Regions from separate parts of the Mus musculus genome. Here all the other regions are linked to region 3. A link is a loop called in an ENCODE intact Hi-C map of the cell type or tissue named here. Cell type or tissue: heart. All regions are shown on one strand. Links, peaks and the distances in the headings refer to the core of each region. The heading gives the core; the rest is flanking DNA. Region 1 has its middle 72 kb from the start of Gm31667. Region 2 overlaps 4930523C07Rik (RIKEN cDNA 4930523C07 gene). Region 3 overlaps Gm31493.

What was found. Hi-C counts contacts between places; a loop is a spot of excess contacts. Peaks named below come from ENCODE experiments on the same cell type or tissue, not always from the same donor. Only the 100,000 strongest peaks of a DNase experiment are listed, where the experiment ranks them.
Region 1: a loop joins it to region 3, with 2.0 times the contacts of the local background. A loop is called at or near these places in 6 of 42 quality-filtered maps.
Region 2: it touches region 3 in a loop (2.0-fold over the local background); 3 of 42 quality-filtered maps call a loop at or near these places.

Annotation. Positions count from the first base shown.
Region 1 is chr1:159,949,377-159,956,417 of GRCm38, reverse strand. No RefSeq gene overlaps it. Among named protein-coding and RNA genes, the nearest start is that of Gm31667, 72 kb to the left of the region's middle. In heart, for the core only: no CTCF peak of the experiment used is centred there; no DNase peak of the experiment used is centred there.
Region 2 is chr1:160,058,557-160,065,597 of GRCm38, reverse strand. All of the region lies in intron 1 of 4930523C07Rik (RIKEN cDNA 4930523C07 gene), which reads right to left. Among named protein-coding and RNA genes, the nearest start is that of 4930562F07Rik, 16 kb to the left of the region's middle. In heart, for the core only: a CTCF peak has its summit at 3,397 (motif pointing right); no DNase peak of the experiment used is centred there; H3K27ac peaks cover 726 bases.
Region 3 is chr1:160,002,424-160,009,464 of GRCm38, reverse strand. The region is part of intron 1 of Gm31493; the gene reads left to right. Among named protein-coding and RNA genes, the nearest start is that of Gm31667, 19 kb to the left of the region's middle. In heart, for the core only: no CTCF peak of the experiment used is centred there; a DNase peak (open chromatin) is centred at 3,954.

The DNA of each region.
Region 1 (7,041 bases), core at 1,299-6,298, 53 kb after region 3:
AAAACATTATGACTTAGAAGGAGAGGTGGCTCCGTGGTTAAAACACTGCTTTCAAGCACAGAGACCTGAGTTCAATTCCCTGGACACATGTTAAAAGCCAGGATAAACTAGATGTGGTCCCAGTGTAGAGAAGAAAGGGAGAGCAGATCCCTGGAGCTTCCTGGCCAGACAGCCTAGTCTACTTTGAGGGTTGCAGGGGAGTGAGAGACCATGCCTCAAAAAAGCAAGGTGACTTGGTTTCTAAGGAACACATGGTTATCCTCTAGCCTACACACACACACACACACACTGAGAGAGAGAGAGAGAGAGAGAGAGACAGACAGACAGACAGACAGACAGACAGACAGACAGAGAGGAACTTGCGCCTGAACATGCACTAACACAGAATTTTGTTGTTGTTGAAAGAGGTAAACATTGTTCTTAAATGTAGCATTATATCCAAGTTAGTATCTTTATGTAGAAAAGGGAGATTAGGTGAAAACTAAGAAAATATGTTAACAAATAGCAAGAATGCATCTACATTGCTTCAATAATTACAATAAACACAGTAAATTCATGTAAGATGTTAATAATAAGGGAAATTGCTGTGAGGCAGTGGGGGCTCTACTGTATTTGCAACTTTTCTCTAAACCTGAAACTTTTACAATAAAGTCTCTTAATAGAGTTTCCAAAAGAAATAAATGTTGTAAATGTTACAGATAATATAAAAAGATAGTAATCTGGATAAAGTACAAACTCTAAATATATTTTGGCTATAAAGAAACATCTAAAATATGATAGCATTGCAAGGATAAAATTAAAAAAAAAAAGAAAAATGACATATAGGTGAAACCTAACCAAAAGGAAATGGGTACAGCTATTTTAAGATTAGAAAAGCTAAAATCCTGACTGGAGATAAAGGGGTTCACGAGAGAGAGAGAGAGAGAGAGAGAGAGAGAGAGAGAGAGAGAGAGAGAGTTTAAAAGTATGCATACCTTAATAACAGGACTTCTAAATAGTCAAGAAAATGAAACTTCAAGTGGAAATAGATACAACCATAAATCACGGTTTGTCATTTAATAACCCTCCCCATAACAAGCTGATAATATAAGCACTGGAATATAGGGTATTGAACAACATGGTGGAAACTTTTGACTTCATTGATATATATCGTCTTGACCAGCATAGTGCATGCAATATTTAAAAGTATAAGGGATATTTACCAACAGTGGTTATGTTATGAGACATAAAGCAAGTCTTAGTGAAATCTTAGAGGACACTCTTATTTGTTTATCTTTTGACATAGGGTCTCACTGTGTAGACCAGGCTGGCTTTGACTCACAGAGATCCACAGGCCTCCCCCTCCAGAGTTCTGGGATTAAAGGCATGTGCCACCATGGCTGATTAACAAAATCTTAGAAGTTGAAAACTATAGTGTGACCCTTCTGAGTACTATTCAAATAAGCTAGAAATCAATAGTAAAAGTGATAACCAAAAGAGTTAGCATCTAGTTAGAATCAGAAAGTGCTCCTGAGAAATACAGGTCCTTATAGAATTTAGAAAACATTATTATAATAAAGACATTATAATAAAAATATTGCAACCCAAAATGTGTGAGAATTGTGTTACTAAACTTTTTACATAATTAAAAAGTTAATCAAACACAGCAGTATGAAGGCACCAGCACAGCTTGATGATTTTATCTCAAGAGTACAATGTTTTAATGTAGAAAATGTATTGTGTTTTTATATTATACTACATTACTAGATGTATGGAGGGAAATTATATAGTAGCCTCAATGGGAGCAAAAATTGTCATCATTTACTGTAAACTTTCAGCAAACTGTTAGTAAAAAGGAATTTGTTAAAAATAAAATGAGGAGAATCTTCAACAAGGAAGGGGGTAGAGAAAATATTACTCATAATGGTTAAACTTCAAAAACATTCTCTTTTAAATAGACACTAAGATAGGAAGATACCATAGAAAGGGCAGTGGATATAGAGAATAATGATATATATACATTGACATGACACAATCAAACCCATTTTTGCATATGCTGACCCAAAAATTAATGGAAAAGGAAATAATCTAGAAAAGATAAGAATGGTGGCTCTTAGCACTTTTCCCAACCTTATTCTAAAGCCTAAAGAGTCCAGCCAATGAAATACACCCCAAAAATATATGTAGCTCAGATAGAACCAAACCCCTAACATTGCATTATTCAAAAATATAAATACTGTAGAGAGTTTTGTAGACTCTCAGCATAAATTATCAGAATTAATAAATTTAGTAACATTGCTAGAGACCTCATATAAAAAGTTCTATTATATTTCTGTATGTCAGCAACAGTTAGAAAATAAAAAATTTACACACAAGATTATGTGAAGTACTGCTTTAATAATTTACAATGTTATGAAACACTTTGTAAAAGGGAGTAATTTACAAGGCTGTGGGACATACTGAGTCTGCCATTCAGTGGATGTATCAAGAATTCAGTACCTTGAGAAGTCTTCACATGGACCAGACCTTAGGGTTGCCTTTTTGCCATGAACCCTTGGATGAGGCCCCTTCCTCTGGAAAAAGCTTCAAGTGTGTTTATTACTTGCAATAGTAGATCAGGGGATTTCCCAAGGCTGTTGTTCCTTGACTGTAAAGTCTAGCCACTCCGTGTATGTATCATCCACCAGGCAGACTTGGGTTGAGGAAAGCCAAAATGCAGGCTGCTTGCTCTGCATGGGTAATAGCACTTTCATCTCTGCAGGAGCTTCCTGTCTCCTGCCAGCATCATAGAGCAGAAATAGCACAACTTCTTAGCTTGTAAGTAGTGTAAAATCAAATCTCACCCCCAAAAAGTACCCAGCAGTTAATCTAATAAAAGATGGGTAAAATCTCTTAGAGGAAAAACTACAACCCTTCACTGGGAGACATTAGAGAAGTCAGGCAAGCTGAGGGATTCTCAGTGACTGGAGCACTCAACATAGTGAGGAGGCTTCTGACTCTGAGTTGATATACAGATTCAATATTACAGATATTTCATAGATTAGATAATTAATTTGGATATGTACAGTCATGAGCAGTCACACTTATATGACGAAAAAAAAAAAAGTCTTGTCATGTAGGTATCACAGATTATCTTAAAACCACAATAGTACCAATGGTGTGGTACTGAGGACAAGGTTGGCAGAAAGGCAATATGAGAAAGGTGACGTTGAAGAACTATTGTGGTAGATTTTCAAATAAATCATAACGAGATAATATCCTGTGAATATGAAAAGAAGTGAGGGGGAAAAAAGCAGAGTCAGAATAAAGTTGGGCTTCTTATACTGTGTTGTAGTAAATAGAATTGTATGGTTAAATCAGGCCAATAGAGGAGACATCATGTAAGTATTCTCAAAACAAAACAAAACAAAACAAAACAAAACAAAACAAAAAAACCACACACATAAAACCACCCAGGTAGATAAAAAACCCAAAATGTGACAGCAAAGTCACAAATCTGTTGAAAGTAGGAGAATAGATTCACGTTTCAGGTTTAAAACAGACCATCAAACAATTACTGTGTGAGTACCCTGGAACCAGAAAATAATTTTTATTAAAGACACCATAAAGGAAGAAAGGCAAACCCAAGCCACAACGAGATCTCTGCAATGCACACGACTGACAAGCGCTTCCTGTGCAGATGTCCAAAAATAACTCCCGTCAACAAGAAAGCGACAAGGAGCCCAGTAGAAATGCCTTAATGAGTTACCCAGATCTTCCAAATTTGACATATTTTATTATACAATATCAGGAAGGCACATTCTCAACATCACAGTGATCTCATCAGACAAGTTCTTAAGTATTAGGGAGCTGTCAAGCCTACTGTGGCAGATATACGATTTTCAACATTCTAATTTTCTCGGGGAGCTCAGATTGGATCACTGGTGAAAAAAAAATCAAATACTGTTGATTATTCTCCTTGAAGTGACAGGCTCAGTTGGTTCGTTTTTTTTGAAGAAGTGTCTGCCAAATACCCAATCTAAAACACCATAGTTTGCCTGTCATTTGTGCCTCCAAGTGAAAATGGTGTTTATTTCAGAAAACACAGCTAGCACAGCTGGCGACTCAGACAATCGCACAGGTTACTTTTTATGCCCCCTGTGAGAATTGTTCTGCTTGGGCAGGCTGTAGATGTGTGTCCACATTATTCTTGCTTGCTCATATCATGGGTAAGAGATGCCTTCTGGGTTACAATTTTACTTCTTTATTAAGGTTACTCTTTTTTAAATTTTCTTTTCCTGTCCAAGACAGTTTCTCTCTATTATATAGCTCTGATTGTCTTGGAACTCACTATGTAGATGAGGCTGTCCTGGAACTTGCAGAGATCTGATTGCCTCTGCCTCCTGAGTGAGTGCTGGGGTTAAAGGGATATCCCACTATGCCAGGCTCAGGGTCATTCTTAAATAAAACCAACATTTGGATGTTTTCTCTTCAAGTAAAGAATATAATCATTTTAAGTCTGTTGTCATTGCCTTGGTCCGTGCTAAGAGCCCTGATGTTGGGCCCACTATTAGTACAAATGTCAAAACAGTGAAGTCACACCATAAGTTACTTGAGCATAGTTTATGGGCTTCCTGAAGATGTGGCTTTGTAGCGCTTGACAATGGCTCCCCTAGGTGGGTGATTTCTCCAGCATCTACAACATGGTGGCAAGAATGGTACTTGAAATCCAGGTGTTTTTGGCTCAGTTTTCAGCAGTGGAATGACACAGAACCATTCTGGCTGATCTGGTAATATGGGTACTTTTTAACCTTTTTTTTTTTTTTTTTTTTTTTTTGAGACTTGTCAGGTTTAAAACTTGCTTTGTAGAGCAGGTTGACCTGGAACTCACAGATATAGAGCCACTCAACACTGCCTCTTAAGTGCTGGGATTAAAGGCTCACACCCCAATGCCAGGGTAACATGAGCACTCTCTTAACATATCCTACTTGGAAATATGTCGGCAGGTCCTTAGAAATGAATGTAGTAAGGCCAAAAATGTGGGGTGGGGGGAGAAAGGCCATGTTTCAACTTTTTCTTAAGCACCACCCTCTTACCTCTTAAAAGACTGGCCAAGATGTCATTAACCTATTCGTTACACCATATAATATACTTATTTTATAGGTTAAAATGTTTTTAGTGTTTTAAACTAAGGTTGACCTGAGGATGTCTCAGAACTTAGAGTCCTTAGAACATGAATTAATTGAATGCTTTATTCGGAAGGGTTCCTCAGGAAGATGGTTCAGCCTCAGCCGATCTGTGCAGTGGAGATGTAGTCTACCACTGGTGAGCGACTGGCCACGTTAAAATACAGCAGTGTCTGAATGCTACCTAGTCAAGCTGTTTCTGATGCTAATTTCTGGTTTTATCCACAAATACTGCTGCCCCTGTTTGCAGCAAAGTTCTCGGAACTTCATTTGGCTCTGAAGGCTGCCTAACTTGCCTTTATTCAAATTCTGTTCAATTTAATGTATGTGAACTTCTTCTCTTGAAAATTCCAAATAACAGAAACTGGCTTTAACAAGGAAACAACAGCAACCAAAAGGTGGGGACGTATTCAAACTCCAGGTCAGAGCTGACCCAGCCTCTTTGCAATGTAATCAGAGCCCAGCTTTTCCTGCTGTCTTGGTTTAACCTCATATAGTATCGGCTTCCTGCTGAGCCTGTTTTGTTTTCGTTTTTCATTAAAAGAAATGTATGCCATTGGCTCTAAAGGCTTCACCCACACACCACAAAATTCATAGGTAGTTAGAATATCATTTCTCAAGGCCAACCAAAAACATTTAGTGTAATATTTTTGGACCTATTTGGGACATGTGGTCACCACTGGACTGGTAATTGTGCTGATTGGTTTAGGCCTGGACAACTGTGTCCCTAGGTCATATTTGTAAAGGAGGTATGGTCTTTCCTCACTTTCCTCAAAGGGATTCCTTGGTTTTAACTGGGGCGGGAGGATTGCAACTGGCATCTAGTTGGTAGAGCCAGAGGTCATACGAAACATCCCACAGTGCACAGAACCTCCTGTCCTGTTGCTTATAATGCCATGTAGAAACCACTGTATGATCACAGAGAATTGTCTCGTTCAGAATGTCAGTAGTGCCAAGAATGGGAAATGCAATCCCAGAGGAAGATGTCAAATTCAGGGTGAAACTGGAGCAAAGGGAAAGAAAATGGACATGGGGAAACAAGCATCAAGTCTTCACACACACATTTCCCAGGCTCTAGGCCACTAGAGAGTCTTTCCTTTGGAAACTCAAGGATCATTTGTCTAGTCTCAAACCCCACTTGGGAAAGCAGAACTCATTTTTTCCTTTTCATTAGAAATATGAATGGGATTGAAGTGTTGTTGATTGAATAAGTATGGTAATATCTGAAGTAGGAGTTTATATAAACTTACCTTAGGTAGACCTAAGAATTATGATTTCTCCAAATTATTATGTTGTCTGTGGTTTCATTGCCTCCCACGTCACCAGCTAGATATGAAAGAAGCTGACTCCATGCTCACATCAAACTCTCTTATAATACTAGATTCTGTGAGATGGAGCTCCCAAAAGATTTGCAGAGATCTGCATGGTACTTTTCTCTACAAGCAAGAGAAAGCCCAGACTGTTGGAAATATCCTCTCAATCCATCCTGCTCCCTAGACATGGTATTTTTCATTTTGACTTGAATTCGTAGGGGGGAAAGGAGGCAAGGAACTTAAAATGCCTTTACCATTTTTGTTTTGGCTTCTTTTTGAGTCATCTTGAATGTATATCCCTGCCTCTTCCCATAGCTATTCCACAACAAGTTTTACCCATTCTATTTAAATCCCTGCATCAGGGTCTTATACGTAGTCCTAGCTGGCCTGGAACTTACTATGTAGACCAGGCTAGCCTTGAACTCATTCAGATATGCCTGCCTCTGCTCCTGTGCTGAGATTAATGACCTCAAGCTGATCGTATAGTCCTGAGTCCTCGCTTTGGCTCTCTTAGCACCATCTGGCACAGCTGATCTTTCTTTGCCTTGGTTCTTCCTGGTTTTTAGGCCTTCTGGATTTCTTCT
Region 2 (7,041 bases), core at 1,410-6,409, 56 kb before region 3:
TACTGTTTCTGACGTTGTATTGCATTCCTTTCTATTTTGTTCATTGTGTCCTATCCCAGGACTCTCTGTTTGCTCAAAACCCAATTTATCTCTTTGCTCAGTCCATGCAATCTCAGAGCTTGCTGTAAATATGCTATAATAGCCAGGTCTAAGCACAGATGAATTTTGAGTTTCCTGCCATGATACCTCAACAAGGGGCTCTTCCTGCCATCGTATCTCATGGCCTTTATGGTGTCTCACTTTGAAATTTGCTGTTAACTCTGGTTCTCCTTCTTCTCTCCCTCTTCTTCTTCTTTTTCTTCTTCTTCCTCTTCCTCCTTCTCATTGTCTTTTCTTTTTCCTCCTCTTCTTCCTCCTCTTTTATCCTCTTCTTGTCCTTCCTCCCTCACATTGTCGCCTTCCTTTTCTCTTCTCATCCCTAACTACATGATTCCCTGTTGGTGGAGCTGTACCTGTTTAAAGCCCGACTTCCTCGACTTCCTCTTTTTTGTCTGGATACTCTGTTTCAATGCCCAGATTTGGGCAGGTAGCTATGTGAATGAATGAAGTTAACCCAGGGGTTCTGAAAAAGCACATGAGATCCTGACTGGACAGGAGTCAGTCATTCGAGCCGCTGGGGAGGAAGTACTGACTGGAGCCTGTAAAAGGTGAGCAGTGTTCACGGCTAGAGCTGAGCTTTGATGATAACTGCCCACCCATTTAGCACTGTCCAGTCAGATACTCCGGCCACAAAATTCATTTGAGAGGGAAATAATGACCAAGAAAATCCCATTATCAGGAAAGCAGTAGGGAGTGGTGTATGTTTTATCAGCTCCTAAATGATCACCTACTACCACGTGCTCAGTTACAAAGAGCCCATTGTAGCTGGGACTTCCAGATAACAAGGGGCCCTTTCCTAATTGCTATATACTCTATTTCAGGTTCAGCAGGAAAGAAAATTAAAAAGCTCCATTTCACTTCAGGTTCAAAGGAGTCAATCTCTCAATCAATCAGGTATTAATTAAGCTATGCTAGGACTTACAGGGAAAGTCAGAGATAGCCTCTTCTTGAAGATGATACCAGGGAAATAATTAGTGAATGATTTAGGAACAAAGAAAAGAGTTTAAAATGGGTTTTATTTGAACTTTCTTTGATTTTTCTATTATGTGAAAAACTGAAGGTCCGTAGTCTCCAATTCCTTGATTTTTTTCTTTATTTTTCACTGTCTTGATCCTCCCCCCCCTTTTCTGCTCATACTAATTGTGTTATCTCCAAAGGGTTTGTGCCTTGGACCCAGAAAACAGCTCATTCGTCTTGGTCTGCTCTTAGACACACTTCCTGGGAAGCATGTCTCTCTGATTCCTTGGAACGTCCAGCTGTGCTCATGTGGAGAACACAGCATCTCCAGCCTTGAGCAAGTTATAAGGAAGATGCTTCCTAACCGCTCTTCTCATAAGCCAGGAAATGTATAGGCAAGGAAGGACCTCGTCTCTGCTGCCATCATGGTAGAGGGTCTGGGAGCATTCATTCCCATGCTTTAGGTTCAGATTGTCCCTCTGGCAAATATGCCTTAGAGGGTGGGGTGTTTATCCATTGTGCTACAGTATTTGTCCCCAAGTCTAGCACAGTGCCTGGTGGAATGTGGACTGCCAGGATCTTCTGAGTGGCTTACCAGAGAACACATTTCTAGGTGGAAGGAGTTGGATGATATGTGAAGCACGTACTACACCTCATGCAGTGGGTGCCTTAAAATTACCTTGAGCATAGTATTTATGGCATCCTTTTGTTAGGAAATCTTTCTGCTCAGATCTCTGTTTGATCTGTTTTCCACTGAATTGGTTTAAAAGGTGCATTAAGCAGCTCCCAGGAAATCAGGGCAGGGACAGTTGGCCCTTTCTCTCTGCTATCTTGGTGTCTTTATTCCTATCCATCCCTGACTCTGTTCCCTCCCTTGGCCCTCCTGACCTCCAGGGTCACTTTTCCTGGGGGATTTGTTTTGTACATCAGTACCAGCCTTTCTCTTCTTTGTTTCAGCCAGAATACCTACTTGTTTTCATTTGACCCAGCTTCTGACTTAGATACTTCAGAAGGCCAAAGCCTTCAAAGAGAGCACTGGCAAATGTCTTAGGACCTCAGGAGAATAGGTGATCTGTAGAATCAGATGCCACCATTTGTTGAGTTCTTACTAAGTGTACAGCTCTCTCCTCCCTATCTTTCTGTGTATGTGTTATCAAGCCTTTATATTAAGGTTTAATTCAATAACTCAAGTTAATCATTTTTATTTCCATCAAGGGAACTGAGGCCATCAGAGATTAAGAAATAGGTCCAAAGCCTTGGAGCTACCAAAGGGCAAAATGAGTTTCAATCTAATCCCAGCAGAAGGCAAAGGTTCGTCTGTAGCTCCTCTGTTCTGTGATCACCATTCTCAGGAGACCAAGGACTTCAGTTTCTGGGCCTGTTTTGTTCGGATGATGGGTTCCCACCCAATAATTCCCTGGAATATGTGAGAACTCCTGCATGTGCCACATCCTGTGGAAAACTCCTGATGATATGTATGTTGTGATTTTTATTTTATTTTTATTTATTTCTTTTTGGTTTTTCGACTCAGGGTTTCTCTGTGTAGTCCTGGCTGTCCTGGAACTCACTCTGTAGACCAGGCTGTCCTCGAACTCAGAAATCTGCCTGCCTTTGCCTCCCAAGTGCTGGGATTAAAGGCGTGCGCCACCACTGCCTGGCTATGTTGTGATTTTTAAAGAGTTCACACTTTCTTTTTTTTTTCTTTTTTTTCAGATTGTCACTAACTTTTATTTCCAAAGTTATTTAGAAAATGAATAATTACAACATAAGCAATATTTCGTACATGCACATGCAACTATTTTGTAAGAGTGAGATATGTATCCTTTTATATCTAAGTATGAATTGAAAATATCTAGGCAGTCAGTTTCTTCTGTACCATAGACTGGGTTGTAACCTGTGATTCTTATGCCTCAGCCTCTTGGTTATAGGAATTACTGCATATATACGGCCACTAACCATACAGAATTTTCATATAAAATGTTTGACTGTGCAACTGGCTGTAAAGAAGATACAGAACACCCATTAGATTATTCGAGAAGTCTTCAAAACTTAAAAACACAGAGTAAGCGAGGAACAATGCAGTAGCAAATAGAATTTGGGATATTGATGGTTGCAGAGCAAGGATTTGCTTCCCACTTTCTAGTTCCTAGCAATGAAGTTTGCAGTCAGGGAAAGGAGGAAGAATTCTATTTTTTCACACAATTGCTTAGGGACCCATGTTAGTAGAAGACTCATGATACCACAATGTACTCTCTGGGTCAGGGTAGGGGTTGGATATTTTTAATCATGTATTTGTGCGTTTGCCTACTCTTCTATGTGCTGTGCACTTGCAGTGCCCACAGAGGCCAGAAGAGGGCATCGGATCCCCTAGAATAGGAGTCACAGGTGGCTGTGAGCCTCCTGAGGTAGGTGCTAAGAACTGAATTTAGGTTCTGTCTCCTCAAGATAAGGGGGCACTCTTTAGCTCTGCACCATCTCTTTAGCCCTAAACTATACATCAGTAGGGGGGACCTGGATTTGAGCCAGGGCCTTTCTAATGTTCTATACCTCCTGAGGGCTTGGATTTTAACAAGACCACACATGGCAGGAGGGAAGTTCAATCCAACACCACATATGTCAGAAGACAACAGTTCTCCAAGGCATGAGACTCCATGATAGGCATAATGTCCACTTGCATTTCAAGAGTTGTACCCAGCACACTTACGTCTTAATATGAAGATGACTAATCACATTTCCTTTTCTCTTATATAAAATCCTCAATTTTTAGCTAAGTTTAATATTGAGCTGTACTAATTTCTCATGAAGGCACAGTCTGTGGAGCTTTAAAAAGGCCAGAGTTCTCTCTGATACCCGTTTCATCTATTCCTGTTCACTACCTGGTCCCTGGAGGCATTTAGAGCCTGCAACCTGAATTCTAAAATTCCTGGAGTAGGAATGACACTGCATGTTCTCTTTGCTATCATCTCTGTACAGAGAACCACACAGCAGCGGGGAAATACAGATGAGGACAAAAGGCCAGCCAGTCTTACAGCAGGCACCTCCTCATTGGCTGTGCTTGGTCTCTGGTTGATCAGTCGAATGATAAAGCTGAGGGAGGTTTACAGAAGACTTAGCACATATGGAGATATCCCCAGGCTCTGTGCAGAATGCTGGTAGCGCGGCAAAGTAGAGAGAATGCTAAGCTAGGAGCCAGAGGAACCAGGTCTACTTCCAGTTCAGTTGTCCTCATGTCTTTGACCCTGGACAACATCAGCTAAGCTTTCTGGAGCCCCGAAGGGCAAAGTGAGGTTTCAATCTAATCCCAGCCTCTCCCTTGTCTGAGAAATGAGATTATTACCTGCCCTGGATATTCCTCAAAACTCTTGTGAAGAACAAAAAAGACATGAAAGAGAACACCAAGGGAGGGGGAGGGACCCATAATCTAAATGTCACAAAATGGAATTTTAAGGAACTGCATTTAAAAGATGGAATTAAATGTAGAATTAGAACCCTAAGTAGGGTAGGGATTCCCCCCCCCCCGCACCCCCTCCCAGGTCTCTATGAATCCCAGTCATCAGGAGCTGTGCTTCCAAGGTCGAGGGTCCATGAGTGCACACGGGTACCACTCATACTTTTCTGTACATCCAATCTGATCACATCCTTGTTTGAGTCCTCCAAAAATCTGTAGTCATGGTTACAGCGAAAGACCTCAGTCACTCAGCTCTCATTTTTATGATTCACAAGTGTTTTGGTGAAAGTTTGGAGCCAGTTTTTGTGGGTGTGGTAAAGTAGCTAGGTGAGGTTTTATTTTTGGAAGGCTCAAGCCTCTGAGGTCATCTGTGAGTTAGGAGTGGCTAGGGGCGGGATGGTGCTGTTTTCTGTTCCATAAATAAAGGGAGAGAGCTCAGCTCCTGGGCGACTCCAGCCACTGCTGCTTAAGTCTTCCAACGTCATATCCTTTAGGAGGAAAGAGTGCTTTTTGAAAAAGCAAGTGGATGACCAAATATGTACGCGATTCAAGGACTCCTGCACAGGTGGCAATTAGAAGATAGACCTTACATTAAAAAGTTACATAATTCTTCTTAATTCCAGAGTATTTAGAGTTCTGCAAACGGCTGCACTTACAGAATGACAGAATGATTTCTTTATCTCTGTGGTGATGGGGGAAGGGCTTACAGGCTGGAAACTAATGGTGTGGCAAAAATGTACAATTATGTGACTTGAAAGCAGTACAGATAGGGTTCTATTTTCCTTCCCATTTCCTCCCTTCATTTAATGTTAACGGAAGTTCAAGGCAATTAAAAGTCAAATGCTACCTTATTACAGTGTCAAGGCTTAAAATGTCCAAATCTGGGGGAATGAGCAGAGAGATTGCCATTTCAATAACAACTCATCCCTGTGGAATGTGTAGCATAGGATGATGTTTCTGAGTCACCAGGCTTTGGGTCATAGCCTGGGGCTGTGTCCTCACCTGTCCTCTGCATGGGTGTAAATTTTTGTTTCTAACAGCACATGGAGACCTCTTCCTTTTGATCATCTTAGTAATAGTTGATAAATGCAAATGAACATATATTATTGACCTAAGATATTGAATACCACCAAGTGTCAGATGAAAAGCATCTTTTGAAAAAAAAAAAAGCATCTTTTGCCCTACCTTTCTGGGATCCTTTCTTCCAAAGATGTAACATTTCTTTAGTCTCAAATGTAGCTGACTCCTTGTTAACTCTACCAGTTTAACCCCTTCCCTGATCTACTCTGTATACCAAACGTATGCCTCCTCATGTCCGAAATGCCTTTTCCAAAGGCGAAGACAGTTACAGGAGTCCTCCTTCACCTAAGGCCCCACTTTTCTCAGCTCTAATACCCTGCCATCAAAAAACATTAGTGAGAAAATTCCAGAAATACACAATTTACAATTTAAACTGTATGCCATTCTGAGGATTATCATGACAGCTTGCACTGGCCAGGTTGTACTACTCAGGATATGAACACTGTATATGCTACCCATATGTTACTCCCTTGGTAGCTTCCTGGGTTACAAGATTGACTGCCTAGGTATGGTGATAGTATGTTCAAATAACATTCACTTAGTAATAGACTTATATAATGAAGTCCTTGATGCTTGCCATCTTACTATAGTATATATTAAACTATTTTGGTATATTATGATTACTTTACTTTATTATTTTTACTGTCCATGTTTTACCACAAGAAATTTATAAACTAGAATTGACTGCAGGTATAGATAGACAGAAGATAGATTAAAAACAGGCTCACACACTCCTCCTTACCTTCATCTCCTCACCTACCACTTGTTCCAGATGTTTTAGATGGTGCAGGAGGCTAGGGACCTCAGATCTTACTATCCCTGGACGTTCTGTGGTGTGGCCACAAGGGTGACCTTTCTGGAGGCTGTGTATCAGCCTTTAGATTTTTATCTTTCTTTGGCACTCAGAAGCATAGCTCGTTAGATCAGCTGTCATGCCATTGGGTCTTGAAGGAATGGGAGGAACACAGGAACATCTGACAGAGGAGACCAGCAGGAACTGTGGGTCTGTTCCTCCTGTGAGAAGGCAGGAGTGGCTCCTGGGGATGAGGCTTGGTTTAGAGCAGCAAGGGAGGGAAATATTTTGTAGTGCTGACCCAGGTGAGCAGTAATCTCCACGTGGGAGGTCTGTGGGGTCCAGGTCTTCAGCTTAGGTTTTGATTTTTCCCTGGTTTCATTAACTTATATTCTTGTGAAGTTTTATGAGTCAAAAATCAAAATCCACCTAATGGACAGTTTAGGAGCCACAAACTCACAGACTGATGCATGAAGAGGCGGTGTGACTTACTAAGTATGTGTTGTGAGACAATCACTAGTTGCTCTGGGCCTTGGTTTCTTTATCTCCAGCAAGGGGATAATCTAGAAGAATACACTCGGAAGTCAGAGTAGGCACTGTTTCTTTAGAAGATGACTGGTGACATGGGCTGATTTTCATCTTAATCCTTTGGAGCAGGTCTAAC
Region 3 (7,041 bases), core at 1,130-6,129:
AACAGCTGTGCACATCTGGGTCTTTGTGTAGAGACAATATGTGGGCAGAAGGGTATTTTTCTTGGTGAAAGTAGACTTTTTTTTTCTCACGGTCAATTTCATTTTTCTAACTAGAGTCAAATGCTTGATATGATAATTAAAAATACATCAAGTCATCCAGAGCGGTGCAGTTTTGTGTTTGGTTAGATGGCAGGATAATTGCCGACCCTTATCTTCAATTTTCAGACTTAAATCTCTTTCCCATTTAGTTTTAATTGGCTCCAGGCTTCCATCCATACTTAACTCCGAGTTCATTTGTCGCAATTGTTTTATGTGAACTAAATCCTTTTCCAGTGGATTCAGTACATCTAGGTATCTGACTCATCTTTGTTGTGTGGCTAATATTTTAAAAGTATGAAGCCAGGCTCTTGAGAATGGGAGGCATAAAAGTCTGTTGTCTGTTACTGCAAATGATCTCCTAGGCATCAACTTATTGAATCACATTTGAAAACCTCCCCTCTCTCTGAAAAGAAAAGATTTTATAGTTTTATTTTCTGTGCTCTTAAAACTCCAGTTGACTTTTCACAACTCTCATAGCATGTATTTTTGAACATTTAGGTCTTTTCACAATGATTTCTTCAATTTCCCAAGCTGCTGATTACTTGATGCGGCTTAAGGCTAGCTTGCCACCTTGGGCAGTGATGTTGATCCAGAACTCAGCATGATCCTGATCATTAGCTACCAAACAGTGATTAAAACATTTTCAGAGGTGGGCATGGAGGGGTTGGGAGGAAGTTAGAGATGTCTATAAAAGTTATGTATGAGCTTTTTTAGAAAAACACACAAAGATGCAGATAGTTTGGAGAAATTGGCAGATAGCTTGCAGTGGTGTGTAGTTTCTTTATTCCTTCCACCCAGGCTAAAACTACCTGAGTTAGACAACTTGGTGGCAGAGGCCTTATAATGTGGTCACAGTCTGAATTACCTACAAAATGATAGTGATACCACCACTGCTTTACAGCAAAGGTCCAGATATGGCAGTTTGTGTGTTAACTAAGGATATAAATGAAGGTTTACAGCCCAAAGGACTGCAAGACAGACCATGAGACAAATGAGTAAGTGACCTTAGAAAGAGAAACCAAAGTTTCTTCCTCTGTGTTCTGATGAGTTAGAATTAACGCGTCTGCCTTTGAAAGCTCAAGCCAAAGGATCGTGGTCCCACTGAACACCCAGCTATGCAAAGCAGGAGAGAAGGGCAAATGCTGTGAGAGAAGAGTGCAGAGAATCCCTGAGGGAGAGTGGGAGAGAGAAGCCTTGCTGTTGTACATGAAGGCCTGGCCAGTGAGAAATCCCCAGAGAATGTTTAGAAATGGGACGGCTAGTATCAGATGTTAGGTTGTCTGCTGTTGGTGGGAGATTGTAACCCATCCTTCATGACCTAAAAACCATCAATAAAAATTCTGCTAACGTGCCATGCCTGTAGAAATGATTGCTTTTAGGGGAAGAAGATAGGGCTAGGCGAAGAAGGTGCGAAATTATGGAGAGCAGAGAATAAGAATTCGGCAAGGGCAGGAAATTGGAGCCAGAGGTGAGAAAAGAATACCGGTTCCCTAGCAATTTTCAGAAATCTCAGGGCAGGTATTTGAATTTTTTTTCCTGAGGTCATAAAAATGGAGGTTTGTGCTAAACAGAAATATATTTCAAGGAATATAATGATCTCTGCTGATCCCTGAGCAACTCCGTTCTGAAGCATTTGACTTTCTAGAGCGGGTTTTTTTTTTTTTTACTCTGTCCCCATTGTTTGTTCTCCTTTGACTCTGGGCACAAAGGCACTGTGACCTTCAGAGATGGATCGTGCTGACCTTCTCTTAGTCTTCTGAGACAGTGACTGCCCAAGGAGAGGGAGACCTGGGAGCTTGCTTGAAATAAAGGTGGGGAAGGAAGGAGTTAACGCAGCACTAAGAGTAACATGGAGTAAAATAAAAATTTTGGTCAGTTGAAAAGTGTTTATGAAACTTCACTGAGTCTCCTACTTGGTCACATGTAGTACCTAGGAATAACAATACTGCTTTTATCTGGCAGACAAGAGCCTATCACAGGATGTTCGGGTGGGGAGTGGGGTGTTCAGCGAGAGATGGGAGAAAGGACTAAAGAAGGGGTACTAAGTTATAGTCAGATGGGAATGGAGAGTCCTTGTGTGCTGTTGAGGACCAGGTGGGTATAGATGGCAGCAATGCACTCTACATTTCAAAAAGCTTGAGGAGAGTGTTGGAGATAGGTATCTATTCATAAGCTGCTTTGAACATCATGCAAACAGGAGGCATGCGTGCAACCAGATAACCCACGGAAACTCCCTGACACATATAATATTTGTTTGTATGTCTCATGTAAAGATAAATTTAAAAGTCATTTGAGATTCAGACAGGAACATCAGTGAGTTTGAAACCAGCGTGGGCTATGTTGTGAGACTCTTGTCTCGAAAGCTAATTAATTAAAACTGTGAGGCTCTGATTTTCAGAGAACGTGAAACATGTTCTTGCCCAGCAATGTGATTGGGCAGAGGAGGGACAGGAGTGAGGCAGGGGTGGGGCAGGGAAATGGCACTATGTTAGTTCCTTCCTTTCACCTGGTGGCTAGCTAGGTTTGGCCCTGGGATTTAGTGTGTAGAGTTACACTGTTTCAATTGAGAATAGACTGCACAGCGGAGCACCCCTGCCTGCTAAGTATACCTTATGTGTGTTTTGACACTGCGCAGATATTCCTTCCTGAGGAACTCTTTGGTGCTTGTTAAAGGGACTCTATGGGAGGCTAGACAGAGAAGACTAATGCAGAGCCACAACGGGAGGAGTCCTGGAGGTAGAGCCTATAGATAAATACACTCATTTCCAGCTTAATTTGACCATATAGACCAACATTCCCAAACTCTTTCTCTAAGAATTTGATATGCAGTGGACTCTGGAGGTATGTGGTGTCTCCCTGCAGGGTGGGAGAAGATGGAGCTTTACCTGATGACCATGCCAAGTCTTATATTTCATTGGTGGTGTCTCTAGGGCTGCGTGGTTCTGTGGGAGTTTAGGAGAGGGGAAACAGAATCTGAAGGTGATGACTGTGTGTTGGGGCATCCTAATGAGAGCCTTTCACCCCTAGTGATTCATCTACCAAGCATTTATAGGGTGTAGGTAATATGCTAAGTACTGTGAACACAGAGATGAAAGTATGCAGACCCTGAAGGGATGGTGCTCACCACAGTTCTGTTCTGAATGTTGGTGGATTACACACACTGCGGTGGCTTTTGATGTTCACATGACTTGGTTCCATGACCTCTTCAGTTCATCAGCTACTTTGTCCTGTGCTCCTCTGTGCCGCAGACACGCTGGCCTCTTTGCTGTCATCAGAACACACCATCATGTGCTCCCTTCAGGGATTTTGGCAAAAAATGGTCTTCCTCATGACTTTCATTTACTCAAACATTACTTCATTCTGTTCTCTCTATTGACGGTGCAACTGGCTCTCTTCCAGTATGCCCACTCTTCCATCTTTCACTCTATTTTTGATACTATCTTTGTTATTACCTGATAGAATCTAAGGTCCAAGAGCACGAGAAACATTTCAAGCACACACCGGAGCATAACTGACAATAGCACTGAATAAGGGACTTGACCAAAGTCATCGCACACAGCTCTACATTTCTACAACAGGCCTTTGTCAGGCTTTGCTTGAGCTGAAATATTCCACCCTGCCTTGAGCATCATCCTTAGCCTTGTATCAGGAAGCCCTGTCAGGTGCTCCAAGTGACCCTACTGCATGAAGACCTTCCTTCCTGTGCTGCTGCTGGAAGACCAAAGCAGCCAAGAAGGAGAGGGGACATGTGACTTTGGTGGCAGATGTTTCAGGAGCACGATTTTCCTAGCTTTGTCAGAACTGAGCAAGGGGAAGTTCTTCAGAGGAGCCTGTCTTTTGTTTGGGATCCTGTTTGTAGTTTTCTAAATATGGCCTGAGTTCCACCCATGCATTTAGTTCTCCTGCTCCTTCTTGGCTTCTAGACACATGTGGCCACCATCTGGTCTCCCTGTCTTAATGGCTCAGGAATTCCGCCTCTTCCCAGGGTATCTCTGAAAGTCCCGATGAGTAAATATCTTTGCGTTCCACATCTTCAGGCCTTCCCCTGTCAGGTTTGATTGTTTTGCTGGTCAGCCATCTCTGGCCTTGTTCTAATAATTTCTCTAGAATTTCCATGGAGAAACCATGGTCTGGATTCCCCCAAACAGCTATTTCAGGGCCATATACATGTGATATATTTCACTGAGAACCTGGTCTGACCACAGGAAAATTAAAAAAGAAAAAGAGAGGAGTTTAGTACTTTATTCCATCATCAGGGTCTGTTGGTCATGCTTCTTCATGGGTGGGCACTATCTTTAGTTGGTCATCTCTCTTCTGAGGCCCAGCCTGATCCATCACTCCAGGACTGGATTATCTGACCTATGTTCTTCTCATATCTCATCATTATCAGAATGGATCTTGTTTTATTATTTTATCATCAATTTTGATGTAGTTACAGGAGTCCATGCCTCCAACACGACTGTGCTTCAATTGCTCTGATATAACAAAAGTTGGAACCATGTCTGTCTGGTGAACATCATATAGCTCTAGAGCCTTCAATACTATTGTTGGCACATAACTGTTTACTAGTAGACACTGCAGAATGAGTGGATAGCTCAGACTCCATCTAAAGGACCTGGTTTTCTATATTTTATGGGTTTTAAGAATCTAAGTCATGTATGATGGTGCATCTCTTTAATTCTAGCACCCAGAAGATAGAAGCAGGTGGATCTCTGTAAGTTTGGGGTCAGCCTGGTCTACATAGTAAATTCTAGGATATCCAGGGCTAGATAGAGAGACTCTGTCTACAGAAAAAAGCAAAACAATAATGACAGCAACAATAACAACAACAATAACCACACAGAAAAAACAACAATGACAATAACAACAAAATAGGAATCAATTCAAAATAAAACCACAAAAATATGTATTTTAAAGAACATTTCTCAATGTGGCAACTAATTTAAAATTTTTAAGATGTTGTATTGTTATATATAGCATATCGTTAGGATTATGGGTGCTCACCTTCCAGCCTGGGCTCATCACTGGAGGCCCATCTCAGATACTATGCTAAGCATCCTGGGGGTGGAAAGAAAGATGGTAAGACCTTTGAGGGGAAACTGATGCAACAGGAGGGAGGAGAGCTACCTTTTACTCACTCCCCCAAAGAGCTTCTCTCCTTGATAATGTCTTGGGAGACTCACCAAGATTTTAGGAGAGGATAGGGCACTGAGGAAGACAGAGCCCTAAGATCCAGAGAACTGGGGCTCTCATCCCCCTGTAATGTAGCAAGTTGTTTCAGAAAGGTTAGAATCAAGTGGACCTGTGGAGGGAAAGCAGTGCAGAAAGCAGGTACAAGCAGGAGGAAGCCCTGGCAGAAGCAACTCCAGAGCCCTACGGAAAGGTGTGCAGTGGTGACTGGAGAGAGGGAACCCATGGTCAGATTATAAAAAAATGTGTATAAAGGTGTATTGAATTGTACTGCTTTTTAAGAGTTTGCAACCATGGCACTTGGCACTTACAGCCTACTATCCGGATAAAGCTAAGGTGTCAGAGGACTCCGTGGGTCTGATGAGGGATTATCAGTGCCAACCTGATAGCCCCTCCACTGTGACCTCAATACTAACAATGCTTGAAGGGGGGTTCCTGATATCTGGGCCACAGCACTTGACCCTTTTTTGTACTCTGTGAGCCCATTTCTCAGTCTTCCTCTTTTCTTGTACTCCCTAGGGAGAAGGAAACCAGTTGGTTCAAGCTAGTAGACAGTTGGGCCTTTCATGAAGAGGATGTCTCACAGATGGCAGCCATGAGTTATATGCAGATTGATGCTGCTATCTAGGAGCAGTTTCTGGAGAACCAGTTGCAAATGTACCAGCCTTCTCCCTCGCTCTCCAGTCTTCTGGTCATAACCATAGAAATTCTAACTACTTGTGCATGGGATTGCTCTGTGATGGAATAGTGTCCATTTTCCCAAAGGAGGTGAGTGCATGCATGTGTACGCATGCACACACACACACACACACACACACACACACACACACAGAGGCAGTCTTTTTCTGTTTGTGTGTCTCTGTCTGTCTGTCTGTCTGTCTGTCTGTCTCTCTCTCTCTCTCTCTCTCTCTCACACACACACACACACACACACACACACACACACACTAAAAACATAAAGTTCCCACCATTGTCTTGGAACTAGCAAAACATAAGGCACATTGTTTGCTTGAGCCACGGAGGAAAAATAATGCTACCTCTTGATCGTCCCTTCTTCCACATTTCAAAAACCCTCCTCACTGCACATCCACTTCTTGGAATCACAGAGTGAGATGGGGTAGGAAGGAAGGTGCTCCAAGGTCTATTTGGAAATGGGTTGATAAGGAAACAGGCCTGAGACTGTGAGGCCCTCTTTGTTCCAAAATTCTGTATAGCTTTCTCATGAAGACTTGAGACCTGATCATGCCAATCATTGTTTGCAAGCTAAGGTGTGCTACAATTTGGACACTTCTGGGCACCTTCTGCAAGTTGGTCCCATGAGCTAAACAGGGACTAGGAGCCCTAGAAGACACCTCCTAAGGGAGCGGGAAGCAAATACTATCATCTTGGTCTAGGAACCAGGCCAAGACTTTGGAGTGAAAGAGTACTAGCCCAGTGTCTGTAATATAGGTTTGCCCTTATCCTGGCCTGGTGCCCCAGGAGAGGAGAAACATCAGAAAATGCATGTAAACACTACAGGACATAAGGTATGTGACAGTCTAGGAACACCTCATAATACCATGTAGGGAAGGAGCCATTCTCCATATTTTGTCACAGATACCTAAGTGCCTCATTGGGGTGGTGGTGAATGGCACTGGGAAGAGCAAGTGGTGCTGATTCTGGTGTTGGGGAGCACATATCAGACAACCCCTGTGGACTCGAATTGCTCTACTTGGTGGATTTTGGTCAGCTGGGCTTCTGGGCCCCTCCCAC